Linked DNA regions of Homo sapiens: region 2 is linked to region 1. Evidence: read pairs that join two places in POLR2A ChIA-PET (ENCODE). Cell type or tissue: MCF 10A. All regions are shown on one strand. Links, peaks and the distances in the headings refer to the core of each region. The heading gives the core; the rest is flanking DNA.

What was found. Peaks named below come from ENCODE experiments on the same cell type or tissue, not always from the same donor. Only the 100,000 strongest peaks of a DNase experiment are listed, where the experiment ranks them.
Region 2: POLR2A ChIA-PET joins it to region 1 with 6 read pairs; 6 of 35 experiments call an interaction of 5 or more read pairs at or near these places.

What each region holds. Positions count from the first base shown.
Region 1 is chr9:72,503,946-72,514,671 of GRCh38, forward strand. No RefSeq gene overlaps it. Among named protein-coding and RNA genes, the nearest start is that of TMC1, 12 kb to the right of the region's middle. In MCF 10A, for the core only: no CTCF peak of the experiment used is centred there; no DNase peak of the experiment used is centred there.
Region 2 is chr9:72,428,054-72,438,779 of GRCh38, forward strand. No RefSeq gene overlaps it. Among named protein-coding and RNA genes, the nearest start is that of ZFAND5, 68 kb to the left of the region's middle. In MCF 10A, for the core only: no CTCF peak of the experiment used is centred there; a DNase peak (open chromatin) is centred at 6,018.

The DNA of each region.
Region 1 (10,726 bases), core at 2,605-7,604:
CTTCTCTTTGAAGCAACTTGTTTTTTTTTTCTTGGAACTTGGAAATAACAAATTAGTATCAAATATATACCTGAGGTGTTGAGAACATGCTTGCTAAGTCCATGAATGAATAAATAGAAGGTTCCTGGGAACATATTTTGTATTGGACAAATATGCATAGACCTCTTTTCTGCCCTTGGGTAACGAAGCACCTAGTGTGACAGATTTAATTTTTCCCTGCTTGTAATAATCAGAGAAAAACAGCATGGAAGGAATATATGTAAAACACATCTAGCAGTGCGCTATTTCCCACTCTCATTCTCAGTGGCCTGCCTTCCCCAATGCTTTTTTGTAATTTAACTACCCAAATTTATGCACAAAAAAGTCTGTAAGTAGTCAACATGTCTATGTTGCCCAGAAACTGTGCAGGATACTGTTTGTCTGCATAAATCAATAAGAAACATTTTAAGGGAGGTACTACATCCAAGATATTGTTCTCAGCATAGGGGTTTGCCTATAAGCCTGTTTTAAATTTTCTTCCTTTGAAATACCTTGGTAGATAACAACTTGTTGTTATGTTCCTATGCACACAGAAGTATTTGAGAAATTGATGCATTTCTCAAGTGTGAGATTGTGAGTAAAATGCCCAGTTACACATGATCTGTGGCCACTTGGCATCAGCTGGGATCTGATGTCCCGAGGTGGCCTTGTGGGGCCTGTGAGCAGGAGTGGGGTAAGGGTGAGATGGGAGAAGCTGGGCAGCACTCTTTTGTCCTGTGCTCCTAGTGTGTGAGTGATCAAGGAAGAAATGGAGTAGCCTGAATCATGTGGGTATGGGCTAATCCATGACTGGAGCATAAAGCTGAAGAGGGAACCCAAGATTTGATGTAGCACCCCAAAAGCTCAACAGGGCTATATGTACCTGTGAGGAAATCAGAGGGGGACAAGAGCTCCATGTTTTGCATACAGAAAAAAAACAAAGGGGTGGAGAAGCAGACCTTCGACTGACGAAGAGCTGTGTACCCAAAAAGTCCCCTCTCACCTCCTGTTGCCACAGCACCTCCTTGCCAGCACCTTTGCAAACCCTCTCTGGACATGTTTTAAAGTGATATTGAATAAACTGGCGTTATTGAGTTGATGTATGTTTAATCAAATAGCTTAACATCAATAAACTTGGTTCTATTCCCAGGGTACCTATTGAATGAAAAATACCTAGCATTTGTCTTGCTGGTGTGTTTTGTTTTTGCTTCTGTAGTGATTTTGGGTTTTGAGATGTGGGCACTCTCCTTTGATGCTGCATATGGTCAGAAATCAATCCTGCTTCTGGCTTTATCAGTGAATCTGTTAGAAGCCTTTTCTAAGCCCTGTGCCCCAAACCTACCAACTTGCCTTTTCACTGGGTCCCCATAACACTCTGCTTATCCTCATCATAATCTGAATATATTATATTAAAGTCATTTGTTTATTTATTCATTTCCTACTCTGGACTGAGTTCTTTGAAAGTAGAAATGATGTTACTGTATCCTCTAGTTTCAAGCACAGGGTATGGCAGTAATTAGTGCTTCATAAATGTTTGTTGACTATAAATTGGGTCTAAGTATAAATGGGGAAATCTTAAAAATCTAGGAATTTTGTTTAGTTATGAGTGATCAAAATTTCTCATATCAGGAATCTCTCTAGCCCAGGAAGTAACATCAGACGACATTGATATTTTTATGAGTTTGAACCCAAAGAGACTGAACTTCTCATAAAGTATGTCAACATTTGCAGAGTACTGCCAGCTCTTTCTTTCAAGACATTGGTATACCTGAAATCTGTAGGAAATTAATACATTCTGAGGGAATTGTCCCCCTGACGTATCCCCTAAAAGTATAGGTTAATGAATGTAAAGGGTATTTTTACTTTATTCACCTCCCTTCCTGTATCATACAGCTGTATATTTCTTTTTCTTTTATTTGTTTTGAGACAGGGTCTGGCTCTTGCCCAGGCTGGAGTGCAGTGGCACGATCTTGGTTCGGTGCAACCTCCATGTCTTATGTTCAAGCGATCCTCTCACCTCAGCCTCCTGAGTAGCTGGGACTACAGGTGCATGCCATCACGGCCAGCTAATTTTTGTGTGTGTGTGTGTTTTTTTTTTTTTGTAGAGAGGGGGTTTCGCCATGCTGCTTGCTGGTTTCAAACTCCTGAGCTCAAGCGATCCACCTGCCTTGGCCTTCCAAAGTGCTGGGATTGCAGGCATGTGCCTGGCCTTAAATTTCTTGATATATGTTTATTTATAATTGTAATGATCCCCCCCATTATTATATGAAGAGTGTTCTGATGACATATTAGTTTGCTAGGGTTGTCATAACAAAGTACTATAAATGAGGTGGCTTAAACAACAGAAATTTATTATCCTCACAGTTCCGGAGGCTATAAATTCAAAATCAAGGTATTGGAGGGTTGGTTTGTTCTGAGGACTGTGATGAAAAATCTGTCACAGGCCTCTTTTTTTGGCTTGTAGATGGTTATTTCTCCCTATGATTCTTCACATTGTCTTACCTCTCTCTGTGTGTGTCTTTGAGCCCAAACTTCCCCCTTTTATAAGGATACTAGTGATACTGGATTAGGGCCCACCCTAGTGACCTCACTTTAACTTGATTACCTCTGTAAAGACTCTGTCATCAAATAAGGTCATGTTCTGAATTACTAGGGGTTAGAACTTCAGTATATGAATTTTGAGGGGGCACAATTCAACCCATACTCAGTTTAACCATAACTTACTATACGTTAAGGTAGAATCATGATGAAACTAGAGGGGAAATTGATGTCTCGCAGGAGATCCTGTACTTGGAAAAAAAAGTGCATGAAGTAATAGCAATTTAGATGATCTGCTTTTGAGGAAGTGATGAGTGAGCATTCAGCAAAGGAGTTCCATTGTGTTATATGGGGGCATTTTAGAAAAAGGTACATGCATGTAAAAAACCTGTAAGGGTAGCACAAGGGGATGGGTGATCCTAGCTATGTGAAGAGGTATGGCCACCCAGGAGCCTTCAGTCCAGTCCCAGGCATAGTCCTCACTCTCATTTCGGACTCCACCCATTCCTCAACCTCATATCATTTGATTGACGCTGCATAATTTCCTCAATCCCAAACTTAAGGTGTGAACCTGTGGCCAATGCTAAGCCAGTTGTGTTCTCTTTCTCTGAACATCAAGTGAAGTGACTTGTGGAAAAAACAGCGACATTCAATGGTCGATGGTCATTTATTTATTCCAGTTGCAGCAGACTGAAAAGGTCAAGTAAACCGGTGGCCTGGGATTCTGCCTTGTTTTAGTTCTGAGTTTGGTTCTCTAGGCTACCTGTAGATTCTGTGTACTATCTGACATCTTCATAACAAACTCCACCCCCACATCTTTTTTTTTTTTCTTTAGATGGAGTTTAGTTCTTGTTGCCTAGACTGGAGTGCAATGGTGCTTTCTCGGCTCACTGCAGCCTCTGCCTCCCTGGTTCAAGCGATTCTCCTGCCTCAGCCTCCTGAGTAGCTGGGATTACAGACACGTACCACCACGCTTAGCTAATTTTTGTATTTTTAGTAGAGATGGGGTTTTGCCATATTGGCCAGGATGGTCTTGAACTCCTGACCTTAGGTGATCCACCCACCTCGGCCTCCCAAAGTGTTGGGATTACAGGCGTGAACCACCGCGCCCGGCCACCAAAACCCCTTTTGCTTAGCCAGGGTTGATTCGTGATGCTTTGGGTGGAAAAAATCTTAATTGCTATAGTGTTTTCTGAGGGATAATACTTGTTCTCTTTCATATTTACAGATGTTGTCTATACATGTTTATGAGCCTTGAGATGAAAATGAACAGTACAAATAGATTCCCCAAATAGGCCCTTTTAAGATTTCTTTTGGAAAGTGTGTGTGTGTGTATATATATGTGTGTGTGTGTGTGTGTGTGTGTATGTGTGTATATATATGTGTGTATATATGTGTGTATATATATGTATGTATATACACACACATGCACACATGCATACGTATGTATATATGTATGCAGACATGTGCTGTATACGTAAGATATATTATGTAATATATAAATATATGTTAAATATTTTTATATGTAATATATTATAAATATTTAAATATATAATATAGTCTTTTTCCTTTTTTAATCTTAACTTAAAGCAAACCTATTTGGCCGAGAACTGTTTTGTAGAAAAATAATGAAAAATGTTTTTCTACAAATTGTTTTGCAGAAAAATAATGAAGAAAAATTTGCCATTCTAGCAAATAGCACAGAAAAACACACATGCCTATTTCTAGTTTTCTCCATCCTTTCACACACACACACACAGACACACACAGACAAACACACACACAGAGGTTCATTATCAAGTTATAGTGATCGATAAGTTAAAGACTCAGTTTAATGCTTTGGTTAGAAATAGGATTGCAAACATAACCTTTATTATGTGAATCTACCAAAGAATAATTGTGTCTAGGTGCAAAATAGGATCAACAATGGAGTTTTGTTCAGGGTCCTGTCGAGATCCATAGTGACTAGTCAGCTTAAGTTAGAAACTATGGTGCCTTACAGGTATCTGTCAAGTGCTTAACAACAAATCAAACAGGTACAGAATATTTATTATGCTCAAGGCACTGAGGTTATCTGCAATGATATAAGGGCAAATAAGAACTGGGCTTAGGCGTTAAGGAGTTCATGAAATGCAAAAACATATGAAATCTGAAAATATTTGTGGAATTACCAACATATTTTTATTGACGCTGAAGCACTAGTACCATCAATAAAGTTAAGAGTTTTTACCTTGACTCAGACTGACAGGTCTGAAGCATAGAATCCAAGAACAATTTCTTGGGCTACTAACTTTTCCTGCTCTGAATATTAATTGATATTTGAATTTTAGTTGTGAGATATGTATGATATTTTATGTAAAGGCTTATGTGCAATCTTTATGAAGATCAAAATGGGTACTTCTATCCAGGGCAATAGGCAACCTATCTAGAGAATTCTCTAAATTCTCTCTTCTATTTTGCTTATTGTTTTCCTACTTATGTTTCATGAGAGAAACATAAATGCTGAATATGTTGAAAACATGCTAGATGGAAAGTCACATAACAACTAGTTGGAAAGAGGCAAAGTAGTATAGTCAAAGTAGGCAAACCAGCCCTTCCACTTACTAGCTGATTTTGGGCCATCATCGGGCCCTATGAGGCACAATTTTCTCCATTGTGTAACAGAAATATTAGCAATTCCTTCTTTATCTTTCTCATTGTGCTGTGCAAGTCTCAAATAAGAAAATATTGTAATGTCTGAAGTACTACACAAATGTGAGTCACTACAGTTAAATGATGTCACAGGTTAGATTAATTATACTGGAAGATTTTCAAAGCTATTACTGTTACTCTGTAAAAGTCTGAGTAGAAAAAGACAGCACTCACATATTTTTATCTTTCAGATGAGTGTGGGAGGGAGGTGGGACAGAGGAGCTAGAGGAGAGTCCAAGCTGAATATATGAAATTTATAACACAATAAAATGCAGCGAACTGAAGGACTTGGAACAAACTGACTGCATTTTCTTTATCCTCTTCATGATCTGCTTGCAATAGATTTTCTAAAATTATCCCCAAAGCAAGAAAAGGCACTGAATGATCCAGGTGGATTTGAAAAATAAGCTCTAAAAAAATAAGAAATGCATTAATGGCTTTTCCCTGGGAAGGAAATTAAATAAAACAATCAAAGTATATCTTCCACTGCCTAAAATAAAGAGAATTCAACCATTTTATAATTGTGACCTTCATTGTAATCTTAGCTGATAAGTAGGTTTGGAGAGAAACTAAACTAAAAGGTATTGCTCTCCTTCCATTCCTCTGACAGGAACAGAAAGTCTGAGTCATAAAATAGAGGCCTTAGCCACTAGTTAGATTTTCGGATTTGTCATTTCTGTGGAGCCATTTTAAGAACTGATATATATTTAAAACCCTAGACATTTAATGTCTGATGTTTTTGAGGAATATGTGTGTGTGTACCTTTGTGGATTCTTACATGAGTTGAATCTGTGTTTTTGGTGGTTCATACTCTTCAAACACTTCAATCTGAAGCAAATTCACCCCCTGTAACATATCCTGGCCTCACTAAGAAAGGCAAAATCACTGGATAAATTATTTTTGTTTTTCTGTGTCCTGTCTCAGTGCTCAAGTTTTCTACTTAATTAGTCAGCGGCTGGATTTTATTTATCTGGCAAGGAAAAGTCAAACATCAAACATTTAATTAAAAGTTTATCTAAGCAGATACTTATACTTTGAATTCAAATGTACATGTGGCCCTTTTGCAAACTATGGCCATCTGAGTACTTGACCTTAAGTGTGAAATACTTAAGCTTTCCTATGCATAACCACAAATTTATACATACCTGCAGAGTCAGAGAGATGCTTTTAATACATAGAAAGTCAACCAATAAAGCTGCCTATTTATCTCTGTTTTTGCTATTGTCCCTCCCTTTTTTTAGTAAAAAAATTTTCTTCATCAAAATGTTTGAGTAGGTTTTTTAAAAAAAAAAAAAAAAGCAGAGTTGCCAATTACCAATTATCTTTCCTCAGAGCATTAAAAAGCTAACACTGGTAAATAGATGCTCTCTACCTTCTATTTAGAACTTCATAAATTCTTCCCTGATAATAATGCAACTATTTGTTTAGTATAAATGATCCAATTAGCCTGTAGAAAAGGAAAAAAACAAGATAACTATAAATAACAGATTATTTGGAACTATATAAACAGTAGGTCCTGATGTACAAACTTAGGGTATAAATATGTTCATATATTTTTAAAAAATTATTTGAATTGACCATTCTAGCCCCCATAAGACTTACTAGCAAGAATCTAGTATTTCTTGTTGTGATTCCACTCCTCCAAATAGTGTAAAAATCCCAGTTCAAAGATGGTGATGGTGATGGTGGTGTTAGGTCTGAGCTGTTGCTTCTTGCTACTTGATATCATAAATGAAGATTGGTTCCATGCAGTCTACACTGCTACTAGAATGGGCTGGTTGGCCTGGGTCCTTGACCAGGCCTTGGGTTGGGTCCCAGGGGAACAACACATTTTAGTTTACACTTTTATTTTTTTATTTATATTTATTTATTTACTTATTTATTTGAGACAGAGTTTCACTCTGTTGCCCAGGCTGGAGTGCAGTGGTGGGATCCAGCTTACTGCAACCTCTGCCCGTCCTTGGTTTTGAGTGATTCTCATGCCTCAGCCTCCTGAGTAACTGGGACCACAGGTGCGTGCCACCACACCTGGCTAATTTGTGAATTTTTAGTAGAGATGAGATTTCGCCATGTTGGCCAGGTTGGTCTCAAACTCCTGACCTTAGGTGATCTGCCCGCCTCAGCCTCCCAAAGTGTTGGGATTACAGGCTTGAGCCACCATGCCAGGCTTAGTTTACACTTTTGTGCTATCAAGTCCACCTACTATGCTAAGGTGCCTAGGGTGGGGGAGCTTCCAGCATTAGTCACCTGCTCAAACAAGCCCTCTCTCAAACATTTAAACCCAGGTGGTAGCCCTGCATCACCTGTCCTCAAAGACACTGCCAATTTTGTACTTTAGTTTCCATGATTATAATTTTTCATTTTGAATATTGTCCGGAGTTCAGGGACTGGGATCTTTAGGCAGATTGGCCCACCTCCATCCCAAGAAAAACCTCTGCTTATCAGGATATGGGCAGATTTACTCAGCTCCTGGAAAAAAACCAAAGGCCTATGCTCTTTTCTCAGGACAATGGGTGAATACTTGCTCTACCTTGTTCCTTAACTTAAACAAACAAACAAACAAACAAAACCCTCAACTGGCTCTACCCTCAACAACTGTAATATTTGGAAGCATTTAGAGCAGAAAGATAAATACACATGTACTTTGAGCAAATGGCCTTCTGTTGCTCTTGTGTGTCATTTTGATCTGACCTATAATGTCAAAGTGTAACCACACAAAATAAATGGTTTAGTAAATTCAATCACTGTGGATACCCAAACTGTATAATGAATAATATTTCAGATACATTTGCTAGAAAATTGCTTTAGTGCTTTTTTCCATTTGGTCATCTGAAATATCTGACCTTTATCCCAATACTTTGTCCAAAGAGGAGCTATTGTAACATTGGAAGACTGGAGAATTCAAAGTGGAGGGATTAAAAAACCTCTTTCTGGCTGGGTGCGGTGGCTCACGCCTGTAATTCCAGCATTCTGGGAGGCCAAGGTGGACATATCACTTGAGGCCAGGAGTTTGAGACCAGCCTGGCCATCAGGGAAAAACCCCATCTCTACTAAAAATACCAGGAAAAAAAAAAAAAAAAGCCAGGCCTGTAATCCCAGCTACTCGGGAGGCTGAGACATGAAAATTGCTTGAACCCACAAGGCAGAGGCTGCAGTGAGCCGAGATCATGCCATTGCCCTCCTGGGCGACAGAGCAAGACACTGTCTCAAAAACAAAAACAAAAACAAAGCAAAACCCAAAAACAAACAAACAAACAAACAAATAAATAAAATTTCTTTCTAATTTGGTAACTGCATATATACTCTACTGTTTTCACTCTATTGACATAAAAATTCAGCAGGCTATGTTTATCTTCAATGAAATCTCATTGACATAACCAGGATTAAAATTAGCTCTTGAATTTAAAACCTCAGTTTATAGAGTAGGTTACATCACAGTTAATATTTACATGTGGCACAGTGGCAGAAGGAAAACTGCTCAAACCAAAGCCGTCCATCAAAAGAAGAAGGTTCCTGTAACAACTATATCAATAAAATTTGCCAATGTTAAGAGAAAAGGAGAATTATGTTTCACTAGACAGAGAAAACCAAACGCATACGGTTTCATGACTTTCTTGTCATTTAATTTTACAATGAATGTCTAATTCAAATTCTGGCCTTTTTAATGGGAATGCTCTTTAGCAAAGCTACAAATGCTAATAATTAACATATTTCTTACAGTGGCAATTACTGTTGTGAAGGGATTCACCTCTGATTCATGGCTGAATTTTGGATAGTTTGGTGGCCTAGAGTTAGATGATACTCCACTTCCCTAGGAGTCTATCTTTGTAATTACTGATCTTAAGAAGATATTTATGCAGCCAACAAACACATGAAAAAATGCTCATCATCACTGGCCATCAGAGAAATGCAAATCAAAACCACAATGAGATACCATCTCACACCAGTTAGAATGGCGATCATTAAAAAGTCAGGAAACAACAGGTGCTGGAGAGGATGTGGAGAAATAGGAACACTTTTACACTGTTGGGACTGTAAACTAGTTCAACCATTGTGGAAGTCAGTGTGGCGATTCCTCAGGGATCTAGAACTAGAGATACCATTTGACCCAGCCATCCCATTACTGGGTATATACCCAAAGGACTATAAATCATGCTGCTATAAAGACACATGCACACGTATGTTTATTGCAGCACTATTCACAATAGCAAAGACTTGGAACCAACCAAAATGTCCAACAACGATAGACTGGATTAAGAAAATGTGGCACATATACACCATGGAATACTATGCAGCTGTAAAAAATGATGAGTTCATGTCCTTTGTAGGACATGGATGAAACTGGAAACCATCATTCTCAGCAAACTATCTCAAGGACAAAAAACCAAACACCGCATATTCTCACTCATAGGTGGGAATTGAATAATGAGAACACATGGACACAGCAAGGGGAACATCACACTCCGGGGACTGTTGTGGGGTGTGGGGAGGGGGGGAGGGATAGCATTAGGAGATATACCTAATACTAAATGACGAGTTAATGGGTGCAGCACACCAACATGGCACATGTATACATATGTAACAAACCTGCACATTGTGCACATGTACCCGAAAACTTAAAGTATAATAATAATAAAATTTAAAAAAAAGAGGATATTGAGAAACTTCCTGAAAGAAAAAGTGAACAACTTAAGGATAGTTCACAACTGGGGTTCAGATGTACACAGGTTTGTCTGGTGGATTTGGGGCTGGGGTGTATATGTTTTGGAGGTGGGAGCACAAGCTGACCGATTTTATTAAGTCTTAGAGGGAGTACCTGATAAGAGAATTCACCACGAGGACAATGTGCTGCTGGACAAGTCAGACTCCAGTACAGGCCAAAGGACAGAGGGTCTGTGAAAGTGAGAGAAATATTAAAGTGTGGCAGCTAATACTTGAAATTAACCCTGATAAATTCACCCTGTATGTCACTCTAAGAAGAGAGAAAAAAAAATGTGTTTTTCACTGTCTTTGTAACCCTACGTCCCAGGCCCCTGATTTTTTTTTTTTTTTTTTTTGCATTCTTCTCACTGCTGTCCACCATTTCTGAGAACCCCCAAGGAGAGCATAACACACCGAGCAGATTCTTTCACTTGTCTCTCTTTGTGAACATTATTGACTGGAAACAATCTTGGGAGGGCAAAAACAAAACAAAACAAAAACAAAATAAAAGACAAAAGCGAGGTAGGTGCAGTGTCTGCACAGTTCTGGCACTGTTAACAGCAGCACCAATGTAGGTGTCGGTGTGTGATGACCACGAATGATTTGTAAGACATTCCTTAGTGATTCTGCCACACTGGGCAACTCAGGGAAGAAAGAACAGTCTGAAAGGATCTGGAATCCTTCAAGAGCAAGTCCAAATTTATTTATTTTTTATTATTTTTTTAAGATGGGGTCTCGCTTTGTGGCCCAGGCTGAAGCACAGTGGCACAGTCTCGGC
Region 2 (10,726 bases), core at 2,998-7,997, 75 kb before region 1:
TACATCATAACTGGTTTCCTGAAATCCTTGTAAACACTTATAAACTTATTGTATTCTGTTTTTTATTTTATGTTATTACATTTTGTATGTCATGTATATTATACTGTATGACTTTTATTAGATTCATATGCGTGACAGCTTAGTAAGTTGACCTGAAGATGCTAGTGGTGCTCACTTACTTCTTTCTCCCTGAGTGGACACTATTTAAAGGAAGCAAAGCAATGTTCTGCACCCATAAGATCTTCCTATCAAGATAGGGAAATTAGGCATACAGATTTGGAGTACAGAAAAATTCCTACTAATTCCTATGTGGTTGATCTTTCAGACTGAAATTTTACATTAGAGAGGAGTTTCATTATTATTATGCAACCATGACCAAAGTAACATTCCCTTCTCTCTTCCAACCTTCCCCAATCTGGGAGTTTCAGGGTATTACCCTGCATTCTTTTCTAGGCTCTCAGACATTATGTTGTAGGAAGCTAAGTGAAGGAACCCCTGAAATGTGAACAATTTTGGCTCTGAAGTTATTTCCCTAAACTATGCAAAGAAAAACAATAGGAAAGATTTTCTAATCTTTTGGCTCTTAGTCCTCTCCTAAGTGGGGAACTGAATCATTCTGAGTAGTGTATAAAATTAATTATCGTGGCAAGAGTGTTGCCAAGCTTGTGGATTCCCAGAGATTGAGGGTGGGGTGATTTTTGCCTTCCAGCCATACTCATATTTTTTCATAAATATGTTTAAAAAGTACCCACGAGCTGTTTTCGTTTTCACTCCTATCATGTCCTCAATGTGGGTCCCAAGGAAATTGACTTTACTGGGTCTTAATTTTCCTTAAAATAATGCACTTATTCATTTATTTTTTTGAGACACAGTCTCCCTCTGTCACCCAGGCTGGAGTGCTGTGGTACAATCTCAGCTCACTGCAACCTCTGCCTCCCCAGCTCAAGCTATCCTCCTGCCTCAGCCTCCTGAGTAGCACCACAGGTACACCACCACACCTGGCTAAATTTTTTGTATTTTTGGTAGAGACTGGGTTTCATCATGTTGCTCAGGCTAGTCTGGAACTCGTGAGCTCAAGTGATCCACCTGCCTTGGCCACCCAGAGTGCTGGGATTTCAGGCATGGACCACCGCATCTGCAGCTATTACTGCTGATAGATCTGACTCTCCACCAATGCTGCAGATGTGAAGCTGATACTAAAGAACGTTGAATTTAAAGTCTATTTACCCTTATTTCAAAAACATTCTTTTTGTGGTTCTTTGAAATAGCAATCTCTCTTAATGTATTTAAGCCTTTTCTTACAGAGAGAGAGGAATAGAAGAGAGAGAAAGAGAAACACTAGGGAGGAATGATCTGTCAATAATTACATATCATTTATTTATCTGTCAACAATAAACTTAAGAATTAAGAGCCATTGTCAACAAAATATTCTTTGAAAACAAAGTGAAATCATTTCTGAAAACATGAAAATTTAGCATGATTTATGATGCAAACTATTGACATTTGATTTATATCTAATAGCTGAAAAATACTTATCTTGTATACATACTTGCTGATAAAGGTTTAGAATTTTGGGATACTATGAAAAATCATGACACGGAAATAATATTTAGTGCTGCAGGAATAAGAGTAGAGAACTTCCAATATGAGCCTCCCTCTCTGTCAATGCTTTATCCACAAAGGATGTAATATGATGCCTTGGTTATGAGCCTGGATGCTGAGACAGCCTACTTGTTTTGTGTTCTACTTTTGCTCCTCTTACTACCTGTGTGACTTTGGTCAACTCACTTAACTCCCCTTGCCTTGGTAAAATAGGGTTCCTATTAATATTTACCCCATAGAATTATCCTGATGATTTAACAATGTATGCAGAATAGTGTTTGATATAAAGTAATTGCCCAATAAATGCTAATTATTATTATTATTTTTAAATTTTACTTTAAGTTCTGGGATACATGTGCAGAATGTGCAGGTTTGTTACATAGGTATACATGTGCCACGGTCCTTTGCTGCACCTATCAACCTGTCATCTAGGTTTTAAGCCCTGCATGCATTAGATATTTGTCCTAATGCTCTCCATGTTGATAAGTAAAAATTCCATTACATCCCTGGTCAATTTTTTTTTTTTCATCTTAAAGTTACAACTGGCTACTTTCTTTAAAGTTTAGAAGTACATTTTTTATTTTAAAAGTAATGAATGTGTATTATAAAAAACTAGAAAATTTAGAAAAGTATTAGAAAATAGAGAAAATCACCCATAATTTAATTATTCATGGTGAATTTTTTCCCATCATTTTTTTCTATTTTTTTAACCTCTTCTAGTTCTCTTTTATCTCAAGCAAGTTTTTTGTAGTATTACTGATTTTTTTTTCTCTCTCTGTGACAGGGTCTTGGTCTCTCGTCCAGGCTGGAGTGCAGTGGTACAATCTCAGCTTGCTGCAACCTCTGCCTTCTGGATTCAAGCAATTCTCGTGCCTCAGCCTCCCAAGTAGCTGGGATTACCAGTATGCGCCACCACGCCTGGCTAATTTTTGTATTTTTAGTAGAGACGGGGTCTTGCCATGTTGCCCAGACTGGTCTTGAACTCCTGAGCTCAAGTGATCTGCCCGCCTAGGCCTCCCAAAGTGCTGGGATTACAGGCGTGAGCCACCTTGTAGTACTATTTAATCTGTTGGCCTTTCTACAGAATCCCAGATATAATACGCTTCTATTTGTAATACCTGGCTTTGTTTCAGGGGTGCTATTTTTTCTACGCCCCATCTCCCTCTTCATCCTCAACCCTGAAATTTCTGATGCAGGCTGAGAACATTAGAGTCTGGAATAAATGAGTATCTTTAGGAGTGCCAGACATTGCTTCTAAGTGAAAAACATTTCCTTCCATATACATTTACTTGACTAGATCTTTGAAGAAGCCCAGTGGTAGTTATAATTCCCAGTCTTTTCTAGTAACCAGCAATAACTTTCAGATACTTTTTTCTCCTGTAACATTCTTCCTGTAAGTACTACGCACAGATCACTTAATGTGGCAGTAGATCATAACATTTTAATTTTTAAGCTCAGTGACAGAATTGTCAGGTGGTTAATGAACCGAAGTTTTGTGTCCATTTGGCCTGGGATTAAGCTCCAGTTTATCACACTTATCAGTGACGTGATCTTACAGAGGACATTTTATCTCTCCAAGACATAGTCTGGTTTTTAAAAAATGTAGATAATAATGGGATTCCATCAATCATGGTGCATGTTGTGAGGGTTAAGTGAGATGATGGTACAGAGGTTATGAGCACAGACTCTGGACCCAGTCTGCCTGGATTCAAGTCCCGCTGCTGCTGCTTAGTGGCAGTGTAATCTTGGGCAGGTTTCTAGACTTCCCTGAGTTTCTGATTGCTATGTTAAATGCGGATAATGACAGTTCCTATTTTGTAAAGTTGCTATGAGAATTAAGTAAGTTAATGCATGCAATACATGTAAAACACTCATAATAAGGACTAGCTCATGGTAAGTGCTCAGCTGATGGTAGTTGTTGTTGTTATTTTATTTTATTATTTTTATTGGCATTTATAAAGCCTGGCCCATAGTAAGTTCTTGGCAGATTGTTTGTTCTTATGACTTGTCTGGACTTGTCAATGTCCTCTGTCCTTTTTTTTTTTGATGGCTACCTTATTAGGATAGATAAATAGGGCCTTGCCTTAAAGTGAACACTGGAAACCTTTGAAATTTGCAAGTCGAGAAGAGTAGTTGTTATCAATAACTATTCACAAGATCAAATGGATTTTTTCTTTTCGCCACTTACTCTCCATCAGCTAGAAAAAGAAAGGGACACTCTTCCCATTGCCCATGCATATTTCTCCAGGAGAGGACAAGAGCCTGAACACCTGGACCCAAAAAGATACTTAACCTCTATTTCTACTTCAATAGAAATACAACATTTATTCTTATTTTTTTCTTTCTAAGAAAAAGAAGAGCTCAGAATTTTCAGCAATTCCAGTTTGAGAAATTTTTTTTCCTAAAGAAAATAGAAAATATTTGCTGCTTGAGTCTCCATCTTATGCATATAAGAAATTTGGTATAAAAATATATTGCTTGCTGAGGAACACATTTAACTCAGAACCCTGCATGCTGAAAAAACTGGGAGCATATGATGATAACAGAAGTAATCATTTTGGGGCAAGTAATTCTGGTGTTCTGTTTTTCATTTTTTTTGTTGTTGTTGTAGTAGATTTTTTATTTTTTATTTGTATTTTTTGAGACAGAGTCTCACTCTGTTGCCCAGGCTGGAGTGCAGTGGCACAGTTTTGGCTTACTGCAACCTCTGCCTCCTGGGTTCAGTTGATTCTCATGCCTCAGCCCCCTGAGTAGCTGGGACTACAGGTGTGTGCCATCACACCTGGCAATTTTTTAAAAATATTTTTAGTGGAGACAGGGTTTCCTTATGTTGGCCATGCTGGTCTCGAACTCCTGACCTCAGGTGATTCGCCAGCCTTGGCTTCCCAAAGTGTTGGGATTACAGGCGTGAGCCACCGCGCCTGGCCTTTTGCTGTAGATTTGATAAGATATTGGTATTTAACAGAAGGAACAGAAATATGGTAGATGATCATTGTTCCATGCCATTCATTTGTATCTATACTGGTACATCATGCACCACATACAAAAAAACTGTAACTACAGGTAGTTGATCTGAAGACCAGTTAGTACAGAGTAGGTCTTTTTCTCTGAAGTAATGACAGAAAGGATTTCATTGTATTTCATTTCAGAAATAGAATTTGTGATGGATTAGACAAGTGCTGGGCTGGAGCTTTTATTTTTAATAATTTTTATTCAATTTCTGCCATGTGCCAGCTGCTTTCACAAATGCCATTTTGCCACATAGTCTATGAAAAAAGAATTAGTTATGCAAATTAATAATATAAAAAGAAGTGTAGGGAACATATTAAGTCCCTACCGGGGGCATATTACTCCTATATGATTTAAAATAAATGCATATTTCCTTACATGTTATTAAGATTCAGAATTTAGTATTTCAGATTTGTCTACCTCCATGAGATTGGACTTTAACATGTGATCATTGGAGGTAATTTCTTATGGTAATATACATCTAGATAAATGTGTTCTAAGCACAGGTCAAGCCCCAGTTTTACCACATACTAACCAAGCCTCATTTTCCTATTTATAAGACTAGAATAATAATACCTACCATCAGGGTTATTTTCAGGATTATGGTACATAATATATGAAAAACCAACCTGTAAGGTGATATACAAGTATTAGGTATCATAAATAATCAAATATTTAAAATATTATCAGCTTGAACTAGCTGCTTGAATCAAATACTTTTTATCTACCCCGGACCTTAGTTACAGATTGAATGTGCACCAAGTGCATTTCACTGAGTATGGGGTTTCTCATTTACATTCAATATTTCTTTTTGGGCAAGACTATTAATAAGAAGATAATAACTGTGCATATAGATATTTAAGTTAATACTAACATAGGAAACTACACTTGGTAATAATACATAGTAAGAGAAAAAAGAAAGAATAAGATATTACAAGGACTTGTTCTAAATCTATTTTGGCTCAGTACTCCCACAGCTTAAAAATGTTATTTTTTCCCATTCTTTTTTTTTTTTGAGAAGGAGTTTTTGCTCTTGTTGCCCAGGCTGGAGTGCAATGGCGCGATCTTGGCTCACCGCAACCTCTGCCTCCCGGGTTGAAGCGATTGTCCTGCCTCAGCCTCCTGAGTAGCTGGGATTACAGGCATGCACCACCAGACCTGGCTAATTTAGTATTTTTAGTAGAGATGGGGTTTCTCCATGTTGGTCAGGCTGGCCTTGAACTTCTGACCTCAGGTGATCCGCCCACCTTGGCTTCCCAAAGTGCTGGGATTACAGGTGTGAGCCACAGCACCCAGCTGATTTTTTCCCATTCTTTTCTTCATAATTGGGAAACACCTTTCAGGCCATCCCTACACCAGGACGGCATAGCTAAACGAAGCACGGAGGGCTATGGAATTCTAGTTACATTCCACTGTGATAAATCAGACATCTGCTATGAGAGGCGGTGAAGCAGACTGGCTAAGCTCATGGAATCAGACTTTGCTTCACTAACCTTGGGCAAATTATCCTGTCCCAGACTCGAGTTATTCACCTGTAAAATGGAAATGATGTAGCACTTTCTTCTAAGAAGAAGGTAAGGATTACACGACAAGTAAAGCTACACTTTTCAAACTTTGATATGTACCCAAATCACCTGGGGAGCCCATTAAAATGCAGATTCTGATCCAGTAAGTGGGGAGGGGCCTGATAATTGACATGTCTACAAGCTGGCATGAAAAACCACCACTGCCACCACCAAAACCCAGTGGGCCTAATACCCCACTTTCCCTGTCTCAGATGTTGGAGAAGGAAGTCTTCTCTCCTGTGTAGGCTACAGGAGAAATCCATAGACGCTCAAGTGGCTTCCAGGCATATTACATGGTTTCCATTTTTTGAAATATTAAGATATATTTTTCTAATTTTTTTTTTCGAGACAGAGTCTTGCTCTGTCACCCAGGCTGGAGTGCAGTGGCACGATCTTGGCTCACTGAAAACTCCGCCTCCTGGGTTCAAGCGATTCTTGTGCATCAGCCAACTGAGTAGCTGGGATCACAGGCGTGCACCACCACGCCTGGCTAATTTTTGTATTTTTAGTAGAGACAGGGTTTTATCATGTTGGCCAGGCTGGTCTTGAACTCCTGACCTCAAGTGATCTGCCTACCTCGGCCTCCCAAAATGCTGGGATTACAGGCATGAGCCACTGTGCCTGGCCTGATATTTTTCTAACTATATCTGTGAAGAAGAAGAAAGCAATCCAGAGTGGTATAAAAAATAATGTAAATATCACCTTCCCAATTTTGTTGCCCAGAGGCAGCAATAACTGAAATATATATATGTATATATCTATTCAGTTTATAGCTTTCTATTGCTATATAAGAAATTATCAAAAGTCTACCAACTCAATTGGGTCCCCTGCTTAGAGTCTCACAAGGCTGAAATCAAGGTGTTAGCCAGGCTCTCATTTGGAGGCTCTGGGAAAAAATCCACCTCCTGCCTCTTTGAGGTTGTTAATTATTTTGTGGTTATAGGATGAATGTTCTTGTTGGCTGGGGGTTGTTGTCAGCTCTTCGAGATCAGATCCTTTCCATGTGGTCCCTTCCATCGCTCCATTTTGAAGTCAGTAAGGTACACTGAGTCCTTTTTGCACTTTGAATTTCTGATGTTCCCTTTTGCTATGAGGTCTGCTACTAAGGGCTCATGGGTTTAGGTCAAGCTCACCTGATAATCTCCCTTGTGATGAACTCAAAGTCAACTGGTTAGCAATCTTGATTACATTGTAAAATCCATTTTCTAGTAATGTAACATAATTACAAGTATAACAGAGAACAGAGATCATGGGGACATCTTAGAATTCTGCCTTCCACATTTAAAATATGAAATTATGCAACACTTTTTCTTCTGAAAGCTTTTCGTCTCTTCCATGCTGTGCAGATGTTTCTCATTAAATATACATAAAACCTTTTTAATTGCCTTTTTAGTGCTGAATAATATTCTTTTGTAAAGGTCTATCATAATTTAACAATCTCTCTACTGATGTCTGTTTAAATTGCTTCCATTTTTAAATTATGAACGTTGCTGTCATATCAAGACTGCTGCTCTACCTTGACTAATTATCTCTTTAAGATAAATGCTAGTTGAGGAATTGCTGATCAAAGGGTGTACACATTTAAAATATTGGTATATATTTCCAATCTGCCCCCTGGAAAAGTTGCATCAACTTACATTCCTGTTAACAGTTTCTTAACACTTTGGGAGGCTGAGGCAAGTGGATCACCTGAGGTCAGGAGTTCGAGACCAGCCTGGCCAATATGGTGAAACCCCGTCTCTACTATCAATACAAAAATATTAGCCAGGTGTGTTGGTGGGCACCTGTAGTCCCAGCTACTCTGGAAGCTGAGGCAGGAGAATTACTTGAACCCGGGAGGTGGAGGTTGCAGTGAGCCGAGATCGCACCATTGCACTCCAGCCTGGGCAACAGGAGTGAAACTCCATCTCAAAAAAAAAACAAAACATCAAAAAAACAGTTTATTAAGATTGCTTGTTTCCCTACATACACTCTTGCCAACACTGGATTCTCACAATTCTTTTAATGTTCACTAACATAGAGATGAGGCATATCCTATTCTCTACTTACTATTTCTTGATTATTTGTGGGATTGAACATCTTTCCCTGCTTTTATTATCCACATATGTTGCTTCATTTGAGAACTGTCAGTCATTTTCTTTGTCAGGGTTCTTAGTTATAAGCAACAAAAACCAACTATAGTTAACCTAGGTAGAAACAGATTTTGCTGGAAGGATATGGGAGAGCTTAGAGAATCGATGAGAAGGTTGGAGAACCAGGCTTGGTAAAGGAGGGCTAGGCACTGGGAAATGCAATACATCTAATACCACAAGAGAGGACAGTTAATATGTTGTCATTGGTATCCTGTCTACAACCTACCACTGCTGTCTTGGAACACTCAACACTACTGTGAATAAGTTCTCACTTGCTCCCGTCTTTTCACCATTCCTCAAGACTCAGAGTCCCAGGTGGAGGCACTTGACTGACTGAGTCTATGTCAGATGTCTGAACGGGATAGTCAATGGATGAGTGGGGGATTCTCTGGCCCCTTTGGCTTCTATAGTAGAAAATGGGGGCTTACTTTCTACCAATACTTGCCTGCATTAGACGGCCATTCAGATGCTGGGTAGCCCACCCTCAAAAAGACAAATATCATTTCTTCATTTTTTCTATTGCAATTTTTTTTCTTATTTATTAGATATTTTTAATATTGGGGGTATTAATAGTCTGCAACATGTGTTGCATATATCTTTCCTTTTATTTTTTCTTTTTCAATCTTATTTATATACTGGATATTTTTGTGGCAAAGAAGCCTTTTAAGAAAAGTGACCCCAACCAGTTCTTTCCTACAGAATCCAGTAATCCACATGGCATTGTTTCTTAATCAAACAAACCCTGCTGTCCTAGCCACAGTAGATTAACCAAGGAGTCTGTTTATGGAGAAAGGTGGTTTGTTACACCAAGATTCTTTGCTTTTGCTTTTCTTTGTTTTCTACATAACAAGATTACAGCATACTGAATGATACAGAATTCACCCAAGTTCCTTCTTCTGGAAGTTAAAGACGTTAGTCAAACAGAAGAATATGGGTCATTCAAGCTTGGATTGCAGTCTTGAGTGTTGAGTTATTCCTCTGAAGCTCCTAGAAGCCTGCAGCCCAACACTGGAACACCTAGGACCTAGAGGAGGAGTGTGGCTAATGATGAATTTCTTATTTGAGCCCACATTCTTTTTTCTTTTTTTTTGAGATGGAATCTTGCTCTGTTGCCCGGGCTGGAATGCAATGGCACGATCTCGGCTTACTGCAACCTCCGCCTCCGGGATCAAGCAATTCTCCTGCCTCAGCCTCCCAAGTAGCTGGGATTACAGGCGTGAGCCACCACACCTGGCTAGTTTTTGTATTTTTAGTCGAGACAGGATTTTGCCATGTTGGCCAGAATGGTATCGAACTCTTGACCTCCAGAGATCAGCCTGCCCTGGCCTCCCAAAGTGCTGGGATTACAGGTGTAAGCCACGGTGACAGGCCTAAAACTAACATTTTATTTTTTAATTTAATTTTATTTTTTTGGAGATAGAGTCTTGCTCTGTCACCCAGGCTGGAGTGCAGTGGCATGACCTCGGCTCACTGCAACCTCCGCTTCCTGGGTTCAAGTGATTTTCATGCCTCAGCCTCTGAGTAGCTGGGACTACATGTGCCACCATGTCTGGCTAAGTTTTTGTATTTTCAGTAGAGATGGGGTTTTACTATGTTGGCCAGGCTGGACTCAAACTCTTGAGGTCAGGCAATCCACCCACCTTGACCTCCCAAAGTGCTGGGATTAGAGGTGAGAGCCACTGCACCCAGCAGATAACTTTTTTTTTTTTTGAGACGGAGTCTTACTCTGTTGCCCATGCTGGAGTGCAATGGCAAGATATCCTGAGCCGATATTCTTATGTAACTTTGTAATAAGCCTTCATAATATAAGTGATTTGTGAGTGTGGCTTTTCCCCCCTAGTATAGTTAAGAGCTTTTATCATTATAAACCTCTTACTGCTTAAACAATTTAAAAGAAATGGTGATGTAACATGGGTAATTCTTTCAAGTGTTTGCTCTTACAGATATTCCTTGATAGCCAGTTTTAGAATTTGTTAGACATTGCGTTTGTCAAAAAAAGTTCTTCCTCAATGCTTACCCTAGCATGCTCTGGCTTAACTAGTTCCCTCTTGAACCAAGGAATACTATGTTTTGCTAGAGTGACCCACAGTCCTTCTTCTTCACCAGACTCCCTTAGATGGGGTTAAAGTTCTTCCTTTTCCAGAAAGACTCAGTATGAGTATTTGCAAAGCTCTGAAGAGATGTAGTTGAACCTCATATATGCCTTAGATCAAGAAGTGAGTATGGTGCCAAAAGAAATTAATTTCCATATAAAGCCAGGAAGAAAGGTTGGGCTCATAAAGATAACCAGAACATGTTTCCAAAAGACTCAGTGGGCAAAGAAACCCATATTTACAAATCAATACTTTCCAAAGCTCATAGAGAAAAATAAATAATGTTTTCAGGGTAACATGGTTTTCTAAATGTACTACTTTCAAT